2 separate regions of the Homo sapiens genome follow, and region 2 is linked to region 1. The links are chromatin loops, found by intact Hi-C in ENCODE. Cell type or tissue: psoas muscle. All regions are shown on one strand. Links, peaks and the distances in the headings refer to the core of each region. The heading gives the core; the rest is flanking DNA.

What was found. A loop is a pair of places that touch in the nucleus more often than their neighbours do. Peaks named below come from ENCODE experiments on the same cell type or tissue, not always from the same donor. Only the 100,000 strongest peaks of a DNase experiment are listed, where the experiment ranks them.
Region 2: it touches region 1 in a loop (12-fold over the local background); 74 of 110 quality-filtered maps call a loop at or near these places.

Annotation. Positions count from the first base shown.
Region 1 is chr19:6,513,595-6,521,818 of GRCh38, reverse strand. No RefSeq gene overlaps it. Among named protein-coding and RNA genes, the nearest start is that of TNFSF9, 13 kb to the left of the region's middle. RefSeq lists enhancers at 3,576-3,705, 3,756-3,805, 5,147-5,687 and a silencer at 5,116-5,285. In psoas muscle, for the core only: a CTCF peak has its summit at 4,768 (motif pointing left); DNase peaks (open chromatin) are centred at 4,778 and 5,648; H3K4me3 peaks cover 1,344 bases; H3K27ac peaks cover 1,027 bases.
Region 2 is chr19:6,863,091-6,868,433 of GRCh38, reverse strand. No RefSeq gene overlaps it. Among named protein-coding and RNA genes, the nearest start is that of ADGRE1, 22 kb to the left of the region's middle. RefSeq lists a silencer at 69-269 and an enhancer at 5,291-5,343. In psoas muscle, for the core only: no CTCF peak of the experiment used is centred there; no DNase peak of the experiment used is centred there.

The DNA.
Region 1 (8,224 bases), core at 3,416-5,915:
CTATTTTATTATTCTTATTATTATTTCTTGTAGAGATGGGGTCTCACTATGTTGCCCAGGCTGGTCTGGAACTCCTGGGCTCAACCAATCCTCCTGCCCCAGCCTCCCATGTATTAATAGCTGGGACTACAGGTGCACACTACCATACCCTGCTATTTTTTTTTTTTTTTTTTTTTTTTTGAGATGGAGTCTCGCACTGTCGCCCGGGCTGGAGTGCAGTGGCGTGATCTCAACTCGCTGCAACCTCCGCCTCCCAGCTTCAAACGATTCTCCTGCCTCAGCCTCCCAAGCAGCTGGGATTACAGGCACCCACCACCACGCCCAGCTAATTTTTTGTATTTTTAGTAGAGACAGGGATCCACTATGTTAGCCAGGCTGGTCTCCTGACCTCGTGATCTTCCCGCCTCGGCCTCCCAAAGTGCTGGGATTACAGGCATGAGCCACAGCACCAGGCCTTTTTTTTTTTTTTTTTTTTTTTTTTTTTAAAGACGGGGTCTCGCTATATTCCCCAGGCTGGTCTCCAACTCCTGAACTCAAGTGATCCTCCTGCCTTGGCCTCCCAAAAATGCTGGGATTACAGGCATGAACACCCAGCCTGAGATTGATCTAGAGCCATAAAGGAGTGTTTACACATGTTGAGGAGAAAAGAGACACAGAGAGGGGAATTACATCATCCAAATGAGTCGAGTAGCTGGAAAAGCTACATCCAGGTCTCTGGAAAACACAGACTGGCACCCGAGTGTGTGCACCTGGGGTTTTGTGTAAGAGTTGCAAGGTACAGGCCAGGCATGGTGGCTCACGCCTGTAATCCCAGCACTTTGGGAGGCCTAGGCAGGCAGATCACCTGAGGTCAGGAGTTCGAGACTGGCCTGGCCAACATGGTGAAACCCCCGTCTCTACTAAAAATACAAAAAAATTAGCTGGGCGCAGTGGCGGGCGCCTGTCATCCCAGCTACTTGGGAGGCTGAGGCAGGTGAATCACTTGAACCCACGAGGCAGAGGTTGCAGTGAGCCGAGATTGTGCCACTGCACTCCAGCCTGGGCATCAGAGCAAAACTCCGTCTCAAAAAAAAAAAAAAAAAAAAAAGAGTTGCAAGGTACATTCTCGCTTAGACTGGTCTGGAACTCCTGAAGTTGAGGAAACGACCACAGCATTTCCTCAAGAGATCCTCCCGTCTCAGCCTCCCAGGGTGCTGGGATTAGAGGCAGGAACCACCACTCCCAGCTTGCAAGGTATGATTGTGCACAGCAAGTGAGCTTTGTGAAGTTGAGGCACACATCCTGCTACTCTGGGACTGAGTGTCTCTGATGTGATACTGTGTACTCAGGAGGATGCATGCGGGCATCGATGTGTTTCCAGTTGAGCAGCACCAGAGCATAGGATTTGACTCACTTGGCTTCAAATCCCAGCTCTGCCTCTGCTGGCTACATGACCTTGAAATCTCTCCATCTCTCTGTGCCTCAGTTTCCCCGTATATGAAATGAGACTAACACCAGTGACCACCTTGTGGGACTGTTGTCCAGAATCAGGGAGCCAGAATAGTGCCTGGCATACAGCAGGTGCTCAATAGGACCAGCCATCATTGCTGCCAGTGGGCTGAGAGTGTGGTGCCTCCACGTGACTGTGTACATGGGTTGATCTTGTTTGGGCAAAAAGGAAGGCATGGCCGGGGGCTCACACCTGTAATCCCAGCACTTTGGGAGGCTGAGGGGGGCGAATCACTTGAGCTCAGGAGTTCAAAACTAGCCTGGGCAATATAGTGAGACCCCGTCTCTACTAAAAATACAAAAATTAGCCAGGCGTGGTGGTCCACACCTGTAATGCCAGTTACTCGGGAGTCTGAGGCAGGAGAATCCCTTAAACCCGGAAGGTGGAAGTTGCAGTGAGCTGAGGTCACGCCATTGCACTCCAGCCTGGGTGACAGGGCAAGACTTGTCTAAAAAAAAAAAAGGCCAGGTGCAGTGGGTCATGCCAGCCTGGCTAACATGGTGAAACCTTGTCTCTACTAAAAATACAACAAAAATTAGCTGGGCATGGTGGTGGGCGCCTGTAATCCCAGCTACACGGAAGGCTGAGGCACGAGAATCGCTTGAACCCGGGAGGCAGAGGTTGCAGTGAGCTGAGATCATGCCACTGCACTCCAGCCTGGGTGACAGAGAGAGACTCAGTCTCAAAACAAAACAAAATAAACAAAAAAACAAAAATAAATAAATAAAAACAAGGGGCAGGCAGGAATATGTGGTGCAAAATTGTTGAAGATGAAAATAACTGCATTGGTCATCAGAAGGAAAACTGCCAGGTTATTACTCACAGAATCGGTTTAAAAATTAAAAACATGTCTGAGTCATCTCTTGACAGAGATCTCCAAGGGCTAAGAGAACAAGGCACTCAGACTTTGCCTCCTCTACTCTTTCAAAGATTAAGGTTTTTAGTGTGAAATGGGCCTTACCCATCAGGTTGAGTCTCTGTCCTGTTTGAACTTTAGGTTGAAAATTTGGCGTGATTATTCTATGTAATTGCTTTTTTGGGCAGATGGTTTACAAAACCTTTAAAGGGGGCTAGGCGGCCGGGTGCGGTGCTTCACACCTGTAATCCCAGCACTTTGGGAGGCGGGGGCGGGCAGATACGAAGTCAAGAGATCGAGACCATCCTGGCCAACATAATGAAACCCCGTCTCCACTAAAAATACAAAAATTAGCTGGGCGTGGTGTCGGGCCCCTGTAGTCCCAGCTACTCGGGAGGCTGCGGCAGGAGAATCGCTTAAACCGGGGAGGTGGAGGTTGCAGTGAGCCGAGATCACACCACTGCCCTCCAGCCTGACAACAGAGTGAGACTCCATCTCAAAAAAAAAAAAAAAAAAAAAGAGGCTGGGCATGGTGGCTCACGCCTGTAATCCCTGCACTTTGGGAGGTCCAGGCAGGTGGATCACGAGGTCAGGAGTTCGAAACCAGCCTGGCCAACATGGGGAAACCCCATCTCGACTAAAAATACAAAAATTAGTCAGGTGTGGTGGCGCATGCCTGTAATCCCAGCTACTCAGGAGGCTGAGGCAGGAGAATCACTTGAACCCAGGAGGCAGAGGCTGCAGTGAGCCGAGATCATCATGCCACTGCACTCCAGCCTAGGCAACAGAGTGAGATTCTGTCTCGGGGGAACAAAAAAAAACCTTTAAAAGAATAACCAAGTGAGGAAAAAAAGAAACGAAAGCAAGGTGCAGGCTGCTATGTGCAGAATGCACGCTTTGGGTTTCAGAGCAGAAATAGGTTTGTATAAAACATTTCAGAAAGATGTGCAAAAATTGAGGGTATTGGGGTGAGAAGATGTGGATGTTTCATGGTGTATGATTTTGCATGCTTGCATTTTCCATGGGTTCGTTTTGTTTGCTTTGTTTTATTCTTTTTGTTTTAACATTAAGCACAGAATCGTGGCCAGCTTTCACACACGCAGAAAGAAACCAGTGGCCAGAGCCACTTGGAGGAAGGAAACTTTTTGTACCTAGTGACATCAAAGGCAGGAAATGGTGTTTCCCTGTTGAGGGCAGTGGAAGGAGGAGTCAGGGTTGGGGAAGACCCAGGCAGACTTGGGGCAGACCCAGCGACCCCTTCCAAGAGCATGAAGAGGCAGCTCACGGTGCTGGGAAGTCAACCCGCTTTGGAAAGGGAATCCCAGCAGGGTAACTACCTGGAAAGGACTTTCCAACTCCCCTGGGGGAGGGACACAAGTAGACACACACAGACACCAGAACACAAAGGGCACACCCATTCTGGACATATACAATCACACAAAACAAGACAGACATACAGACACACCATGCAGACATACACACAATCACACACACACACACACACCTGGACACACAATCATAGATACACAACAACCATCAAAGCTAGCCACAGACCGGGTGCAGTGTCTCACGCCTGTAATCCCAGCACCTTGGGATGCCAAGGCAGTCAGATCACTTGAGGTCAGGAGTCCGAGACCAACCTGGCCAACATGGTGAAACCCTGTCTCTACCAAAAATACAAAAAAAAAAAAAAAAAAAAAATAGCCGGGCGTGGTGGTGAGTGCCTGTAGTCCCAGCTACTAAGGAGGCTGAGATGGGAGACTCGCTTGAACCCGGGAGGCAGAGGTTGCAGTGAGCCAAGATGGCGCCGCTGTACTCCAGCCTGGATGACAGAGTAAGATTCTGCCTCAAAAAAAAAAAAAAAGCTAGCAACAGACACACACAAGGACACAAGAGACATATATTCAGGGCATATAACCAAACACACCGAGACTAGAACACACCAACACAGACACACCATCACACACATACCAAAACAGACATGGAGGTACACAACACACACGTACACGGTTACACACTGAGACAGACACCCAAAGACACAATCGTAGATACACATACATGGCAGGCACCATGGCTAGTCATAGACATAACGCAAGAACACACGTTATGGGCATGCACAATCACACACACAGAGGTCCAGGTCCAATCCTACGACCATCCAAGGTCTGCCCCGCTCCCAGAGGAGTCCCCAGGGACTACCCCTCAGAACACCCAAGTTCCACCCTGTACCCACAGAGGACCACCCAAGATCCACTCCCGCCAGGGAACCCAGGACTCACCCCTCAGACCACCTAGGATCCATCCCCCAAGAGGAAACTCAGGCCCTTCCCTCTGGGGACCTCCCCCTCCCTCCCCTGAGGAACAATCACTCTGGGCCCCTTTTCTCCGCAGCGATACCCAGCTTGGGCAGCGGGCGCCCCCTGGTGGACCTGGAGCCCCAGTCCAGGACTGCACGGAGCTGGGGCCCAGGAGCCAAGGCGCGCGGGGAGTTCCGGTGCTCTAGGACTTGGGAGCATTCACGGCAGAACCGGGGAAGGAAAGAGCGTGGAGACGCGGGAAGGGGAGATGGGAGGCCGGAACTGGATCGGGCAGGGCATTAAGCGCGGGAACAGAACGTCGGAAGCAGGAATGGGTTGGAGGCGGTTGGACCGAAGACCTCCTACTCCCGCACCCCAGCCAGCCCCGCGTCTCCACCCGGCAGGTGCGGCTCCTGGACCGCGGAAGACCCCGGAGGCGGATTCCCAACGAGGCACAGCGAGGGCAGGGTCGGGGAGGTTAGAGTGCTGAGGGTGGGAGGTCTTCGGTCCCACGGCCGAAGCTCGCCTAGTCATGGCTCTCAGCCTGGAAGTAACGCCAAGAAATCGCCCGAGACTGGGAATGCCCAGCGCTCAGCCTGGATGATCACCAGCACCAACGTGGCTTTGGCTCGCGGGTTCAAGAGAAAGATGGGCCCGCCCCTTCCACGACTGATCCTGTCAGTCTACCGAAGCCCCATTCCGCTGTCATCCGCCTCCCACCTCCCTAGCTTCTCCCCAGGCCCCGCCCTCGTACCCATCCGTTTGCCTCTCAGGCTCTGCCCACTCCTCAGTCCTTCCCACTTTCCTGTCATTCTCTCGAGGACCGTCCGCTTCCCCAGCAGACTCCCAGGCCCAGCCCACTCCTCAGTTCCCCTACCCCACGGTCATTCTCCCTAGACTCCGCCCACTTCATAGTTATTTGTCTCCCAGCCCTTGCTAACTCCTTAGTCCCTCCCACTTCCCTGTCATTCTCCCCAGGCCCCGCCCACTTCCCCTGCTGTCCGCTCCAGGCCCTTCCCACGCCACAGTTCCTCCCAATATTATCTCCAGGCCCCGCCCACTTCCCCTGTTATCAGCCTCCCAGACCCTGCCCACTCCTCAGTCCCTCACACCTCCCTGTCATTCTCCCAGGCCCCGCCCATTTCCCAATCATTAGTGACCTGGGAATAGGGCCTGGAGACTCTTCGTGCCCCACTCTGTTTTCTGCTTTTTTTTTTTTTTTTTTTTTTGGAGACGGAGTTTTGCTCTTGTCGTCCAGGCTGCAGTGCAATGGTGCGATCTCGGCTCACTGCAACCTCCGACTCCCGGGTTCAAGTGATCCTCCTGCCTCAGGCTCCCGAGTAGCTGGGATTACAGACATGCACCACCACGCCCGTCTAATTTTTTTTTTTTATTGTATTATTAGTAAGGACAGGGTTTCACCATGTTGGTCAGGCTGGTCTCGAACTCCTGACCTCAGGTGATTCACTCACCTTGGCCTCCCAAAGTTGTGGGATTACAGGTGTGAGCCACCGCGCCTGGCACTTTTCTGCTTTTCTTAGTCCATACCACCCTCTCCTCAGGCTCGGCACCTCTCCCCCTTTGAGGGTTTGTCCTGTCTCAACCCCTAGCCCCTTTTCTGGGTTCTGCCCTTCCGGAGTCCTGCACCCTCTTCCCACTCCAGGTTTTCAAGCCATGCTCATCCCTCACCAATTTCGCTGGGACTTGCAGCCGCCCTTTGATTCCTTTAGGCCTTGCCCCATTCGTTCTGCCCTCCAAACATGCAGGCTCTGCCCTCACCCATAATCCGCATGTACATCCACCAAGACCCCACCCCAGACCTGCCACGCCCCTGGTGTGGGGTGGGGGCTGTGTCTTAAATCACTAACAGGAGCTACGGAGGCCTTGGTTTCTCCACCCCACCCTTCCTCCATGAGGCCTGGTCTGAGTGGGTGAACCCATCCCAAAGCCCTCTGCTCCCCTGACGTGGAAAAGGTCACCACGTGGGGTGATGGCCCCACCCCAGCAGGAATCCTTTCTCAGCACCAGTGGCCTGGGGACTGGCACAGGATGCCCCCCAGCCACTCCACTGTCACCAGAACTCCGGCACCACCAAGATGTTGGATGCGGCTGGACACAGTGGCTCACGCCTGTAATCCAAGCACTTTTGGAGGCCGAGGCGGGTGGATCACCTGAGGTCAGGAGTTCCAGACCAGCCTGGCTAACGTGGTGAAAACTGTCTCTACTAGAACTACAAAAAAGTTAGCTGGCCGTGGTGGCACATGCCTGTAATCCCAGCTACTCAGGAGGCTGAGGCAGAAGAATCGCTTGAACCCGGGAGGCAGAGGTTGCAGTGAGCCAAGATCACGCCATTGTACACCAGCCTGGGCAGCAAAAGTGAAAATCCATCTCAAAAAAAAAAAGAAAAAAGGCCGGGCGCAGTGGCTCACACCTGTAATCCCAGCATTCTGGGAGGCTGAGGCAGGCAGATCGCCTGAGGTCAGGAGTTCGAGACCAGCCTGGCCAACATGGTAAAACCTCGTCTGTACTAAAAATGTGAAAAAATTAGTCAGGCATGGTGGCCAGCACCTGTAATCCCAACTACTCTGGAGGCAGGAGAATTGCTTGAACGCAGGAGGTGGAGGTTGCAGTGAGCCGAGATGGTGCCACTGCATTCCAGCCTGGGCAACAGAGCGAGACTCTGTCTCAAAAAAAAAATGTTGGATGCTTCTGACTTTTTCTATCTGATGCTGGGTGAGCCCCTCCATACCAGCCTTGAGCACCCCCAGCCTGAAATTCAAGGGACTATGTTGGGGTCAGTCTGCTTGTCTGTCTTTATCTGAGGGTCGCTGGACTTGGGGGATGGCAGTCTGCCCTGGCTTGTGGACTGCGGTCGTGTGTATGTCCATCCGTGTGTGTCCTTGTGTGGGGGCGTCTGGGTCAATGTGTGTTTGAGTGAATGAGAGAAAAAACTCCCTACGGTGTGGCTTTTGTGTCCAAAGCACCCAGCGTGTATGCCCGTGTGTTGTCAGCTCCCTGGGTCTGTGCGCTGGCTTTTTTTTTTTTTTTTTTTTTTGAGTTGTGTCTCCAGGTCTGTCTGTAGGGCTGTGCAGATACATTGCATATCTCTGTGTATGTTTGATTGCATGTATGTAGTATGTGTGTACCCAAGTCTGTATTGTGTTTTTTGTTTTTTGGGGTTTTTTATGGAGACAGAGTCTTGCTCTGTCACCCAGGCTGGAGTGCAATGGCACAATCTTGGCTCACTGCAACCTCCGCTTCCTGGGTTTAAGTGATTCTCCTGCCTCCGCCTCCCGAGTAGCTGGGATCACAGGCGCACACCACCACCCCCGGCTAATTTTTGTATTTTTAGTAGAGACAGGGTTTCACCATGTTGGCCAGGCTGGTCTCGAACTCCTGACCTCAGGTGATCCACTCACCTTGGCCTCCCAAAGTGCTGGGATTACAGTCGTGAGCCACCACGCCCGACGTGTGTTGTGTTTATAACCATGTATAATAGTCTGGCTATGTCTTAGGAGACTCCATTTTGTTCTGTACTAAGAAAAATTTTTCTGCCTTGGGATGCTGTTAATCTATAACCTT
Region 2 (5,343 bases), core at 1-2,500, 350 kb before region 1:
CCCGAATGGTTTTACTTATCCTTGCATCTCACAGGGGGCAGAAGAACCAGCTAGAGGAACTGATAGTCTAGACTGTCTTTGGACATTATGAGAAGATGACCCAGAAGAATATGTGAAAGTGCAAAATGACTGAAGAAAAAAATAATAAATCATCTTATTCATCCCCAAAGATAGGGCCCCTGAGACCAGGCAGACGGGGAGCTGAATTTGAAGGAAGTGGGTCTCAAAGAATCTAGAGAAAGAAAATGGATCTCCAGGCCTAAGCCTCTGAGAAGATAGAGGGTTCTGGGAAGTGGAGGAGCTACACAAAGATACAGCCTAAATAACGGGCAATAGACTGGGCACGGTGGCTCATGCCTGTAATCCCAGCACTTTGGGAGGCTGAGGTGGGCGGATCACAGGTCAGGAGTTCAAGGCCAGCCTGGCCAATGTGGTGACAACACATCTCTACTAAAAATACAGAAATTAGCCAGGCATGGTGGTGGATGCCTGTAATCCCAGCTACTCAGGAGGCTAAGGCAGAAGAATTGCTTGAACCCAGGAGGTGGAGGTTGCAGTGAGCCAAGATCACACCACTGCACTCCAACCTGGGTGACAGAGCGATACTCTGTCAAAAAAAATAAAAAAATAAGGGACAATATATTCTGTTAGCCCACAGAATGGGCTTTTCTGGCGATAGACCTAGTTTCACTGTATTGGTCTGTTAGGAATGCCATAACTAAGTACTACAGACTGGGTGAGGGTTGGGGTTTATTATTATTATTATTTTTGCTTTTGTTTTGGGATGAGGGTCTTGCTCTGTTGCCCAGGCTGGAGTGCAATGGTACAATCATAGCTCACTGCAGCCTCAGCCTCCTGTGCTGAAGCCATCCTCTCACCTCACCATGTTGGTCAGGCTGGTCTCGAAATCCCAACCTCAGGTGATCCACCTGCCTTGGCCTCCCAAAGTGTTAGGATTACAGGCGTGAGCCACCGCGCCTGGCCTCCATCTTGCTTCTAACCTCCAAGCTGTCCTTGTTCATTCTTGGGCATAGGCGGAAGTAACCTTGGGAGGAACTTTATAGTTTAAAACAAAGACGATAACAGCCCTTTCCCAAAACAAACCTCCTTCTTGTTTGGGCACTAGACTGCCTTTGTAGGACTAACAAATTAGCCCCAAGATTAGAAATGATGGTTTAGGAGGCATGCAGCTAGAGGCTAAAAGATTCTGACCCTCCCTAAATTGCTCCTAAGATCAGGGCTTGAGATATTTTGCAAACCCTGCACTTGATGGATCAGCTGGCACCACCCAGATTGATAAACTGGCTCATGAGATCTTGTGGTCCCCCACCAGGAACTGACTCAGTGCAAGAAGACAGCTTTGACTCCCTGTGATTTCATCCATGACCGATCAGCACTCCTGGCTCGCTGGCTTCTCCCAACCCACCAAGTTGTCCTTAAAAGCTCTGCTCCCAGAAAGCTCAAGGAGACTGATTTGATTAATAAAACTCCAGTCTCCCACACAGCCGGCTCTGTGTGAATTACTCTTTCTCTACTGCAATTCCTGTCTTGAGAAATTGACTCTGTCTAGGCGGAGAGCAAGGTGAACCCACTGGGTAGTTACAAGGACACAGGGCAAACAGCTGCCCTGGGTGTGGTGTCTGGTGCCTGTAATCCAAGCTACTCAGGAGGCTGACGGAGGAGGATCGCTTGAGCCTGGTGAGGTTGAGCCTGAAGTGAACTGTGATCGTGCCACTACACTCTAGCCCAGGCAACAGAGCAAGATCCTATCTCAAAAAAAGAAAATGGTAAAAGAGGTACATTTTGCTGGGCATGGTGGCTCACGCCTGTAATCCCAGCACTTTGGGAGGCTGAGGCAGGTGGATCATGAGGTCAGGAGTTCGAGACCAGCCTGACCAACATGGTGAAACCCGTCTCTACTAAAAGTACAAAAAATTAGCCAGGCATAGTGGCACGTGCCTGTAATCTCAGCTACTCAGGAGGCTGAGGCAGGAGAATTGCTTGAACCCGGGAGGCAGAGGTTGCAGTGAGCTGAGATCCCGCCACTGCACTCCAGCCTGGGTGACAGAGTGAGATTCCATCTCAAAAAAAAAAAAAGTACATTTTATGTATGTTTGTGTTTCGTGTCATGAAATGTTTTGTTATGAATTGGAGAGTCAGAGAGAGAGTGTCGGTTTACTGGAGCAGAAAACACCTCAGGAACCAGTACCGGGGTAGAAAAACCTGAACGGTAATTGACGAATCGCTCAAGACTCAGTGTGCAGAAGTCTTAGGGCAGCCCCCGCAGTTTCATAAGTTTTACAAACTTGTCAGAGGAGTTTGAACCAGTGTGACTCCATCTTGAACAGGAGCTGGGTAACATGAGGCTGCGACCTGCTGGGCATTCCCGGGAGATCAGGCATTCTTAGTCACAGGATGAGATAGGAGGTCGACACAAGATACAGGTCATAAAGACCCTACTGATTAAACAGGCTGCGGTAGAGAAGCCAGCCCAAATCCCACCAAAACCAAGATGGCGACAAAACTGACCTGTGGTTGTCCTCATTGTTCATTCTTATTATACACTAATTATCATGTATTAGCTGCTAAAAGAAACTCCCGCAAGCGCCATGACAGTTTACAGATGCCATGGCAATGTCCGGAAGCTATCCTAGAGAGTCTAGAAAGGCGAGGAACCCTTAGTTCTGGAAAATCCTCAACCCCTTCCCAGAACACTCCTGAATAATCCACACCCCGTGTTGTAACCGAGTGAGTTGCAGAGAAATGCCACACTCTGAGATGAATTCAGGCGACCGAGAGAAGGCTAGTGCTCAAAATTCTCTCGGCCCTGAGGAAGGGGCTAGATTTCTTTCTTTCTTTCTTTCTTTCTTTCTTTCTTTCTTTTTTTGAGGCAGAGTCTCGCTCTGTCGCCCAGGCTGGGGTGCAGTGGGACGATCTCGGCTCACTGCAAGCTCCGTCTCCTGGGTTCACGCCATTCTCCTGCCTCAGCCTCCCGAGTAGCTGGGACTACAGGCGCCCGCCACCACGCCTGGCTAATTTTTTTGTACTATTTTAGTAGAGACGGGGTTTCTCCGTGTTAGCCAGGATGGTCTCGATCTCCTGACCTCGTAATCCACCCGCCTCAGCCTCCCAAAGTGCTGGGATTACAGGCATGAGCCACTGTGCCCGGCAGGAACCATTTTTAAATATGCCAAAGCATTCTGTTCTTTTTTTACTTTTCTTTTTTTTTTTTTTTTTTTGAGACAGTCTCACTGTAATGCCCAGGCTGGAGTGCAGTGGTGCGATCTCGGCTCACTGCAAGCTCCGCCTCCCGGGTTCACGCCATTCTCCTGCCTCAGCTGCCCGAATAGTTGGGACTATAGGCGCCTGCCACCATGTCCGGCTAATTTTTTATATTTTTAGTAGAGACGGGGTTTCACCGTGTTAGCCAGGATGGTCTCGATCTCCTGCCCTTGTGATCCGCCTGCCTCGGCCTCCCGGAGTGCTGGGATTACAGGCATTAGCCACCATGCCCGGCCTCAAAAACTTTTTTATTTTTAAAGTTTTAAATAAAAACTTGCTAGCATGTTACTCCACTTTATTTTTCTCCATGGAGCTAATCTCTAAGTAAACTCCAGCTGAGGCCACATCCTCGCCCAGCTCCTTCCTCTGCCCCTTCCTGCTGCCTGTGGCCAGCATGGCCAAGGCAGGAAGGGAGATGCAGATTACATAGGACCTTATGGTTATCCCCGTGCCTGAGCTCTCTGATGTTAGTTGTGCTTTTGCTGGGTGGACTGGAGGCAAGGAAAGTGAGGATACTTATGATGACTTGAAATCAGCTGTGGGCCAGGTGCGGTGGCCCACACCTGTAATCCCAGCACTGTAAGAGGCCGAGGCGGGCAAATCATCTGAGGTCGGGAGTTCAAGACCAGCCTGGCAAACAGCCAAACCCCATCTCTACTAAAAATACAAAAGTTAGCTGGGCTTGGTGGTGGGCACTTGTAATCGAGCTACTCAGGCAGCGGAGGCAGGGAGAACTGCTTGGAACCCAGGAGGTGGAGGTTGCAGTGAGCTGAGATTGTGCCACTGCATTCCAGCCTGGGCAACAGAGCAAGACTCTATCTCAAAAACAAAAAAACAAAAAACAAAAAAAAAAGAAGAAAAAAGAAATCAGATGCGGTGGGACTATTTACACCATAGGAATGGGCACATTCTATGCGAATATCCACTGTTTGAATCATCCCCACTCCGGCCAGGCATGGTTCACACCTGTAATCCCAGCACTTTGGAAAGCCAAGGCAGGTGGATAACCTGAGGTCAGGAGTTCGAGACCAGCCTGGCCAACATGGTGAAACCCCGTCTCTACTCAAAAGAAAATACAAAAATTAGCTGGGCGTGGTGTCGGGCTCTTGTAGTCCCAGCTACTCGGGAGGCTGAGGGAGGAGAATCACTTGAACCTGGGAGGTGGAGGTTGCAGTGAGCCAAGATCACACCATTGCCCTCCAGCCTGGGCGACAGAGTGAGACTCTTTCTCAAAAATAAATAAATAAATCACCCCCACACCACGGCTCCCCAAATCCTGCAGCTTAGAGCTCAAACATCCAAACCTGACTTCTGAGGCCCCCTAACAGCCTTCTCTTTGGAAACAGTCTAATCAGAGAGTTTGAGACACTGAAGCCAAATCACCGAAGGCCACCAGAGGGCACTACATAGCTTCAAATTGGTGCTGTGGGGTTACAATGGGCAAGATACGCGGAACTTGGTTCCGCGGCTCAAATGCCAGGACAATGCGGAAGTGTTGGCTGCCTAAGAACAAGTCCCGCCTTGCGTGAATGGTACCCATGAAATATGACAGCTCCCTATGTGACAATCTGCCTCGCGCCTCACTTCATTGCCTGGAATTCCACCATTAGGGAGTCATTCCTTTGGATAAAAAATGTTCCTCTGGAAAAAAAAAAAAAAAGTTCCTCTGGGCCGGGCGCGGTGGCTCACGCCTGTAATCCCAGCACTTTGGGAAGCCGACGCGGGCGAATCACCTGAGGTTAGGAGTTCGAGACCAGCCTGGCCAACATGGTGAAACCCCATCTCTACTAAAAATACAAAAATTAGCTGGGCGCTGTAATCTCAGCTACTCGGGAGGCTGAGGCAGGAAAATCGCTTGAACCTGGGAGGCGGAGGTTGCAGTGAGCCAAGATCGCGCCACTGTGCTCCAGCCTGGGAGACAAGAGCGAGACTCGGTCCCACCCCCACCCGCCCCCCCCACAAAAAATGTTTCTCTTCCAGAAAATATTAAATAGTTCAAGTTGAGACCCCTAGAAAGCACTAGAAATTAAAGACGTGGGAAGAATCCTCAGACCACAGAAA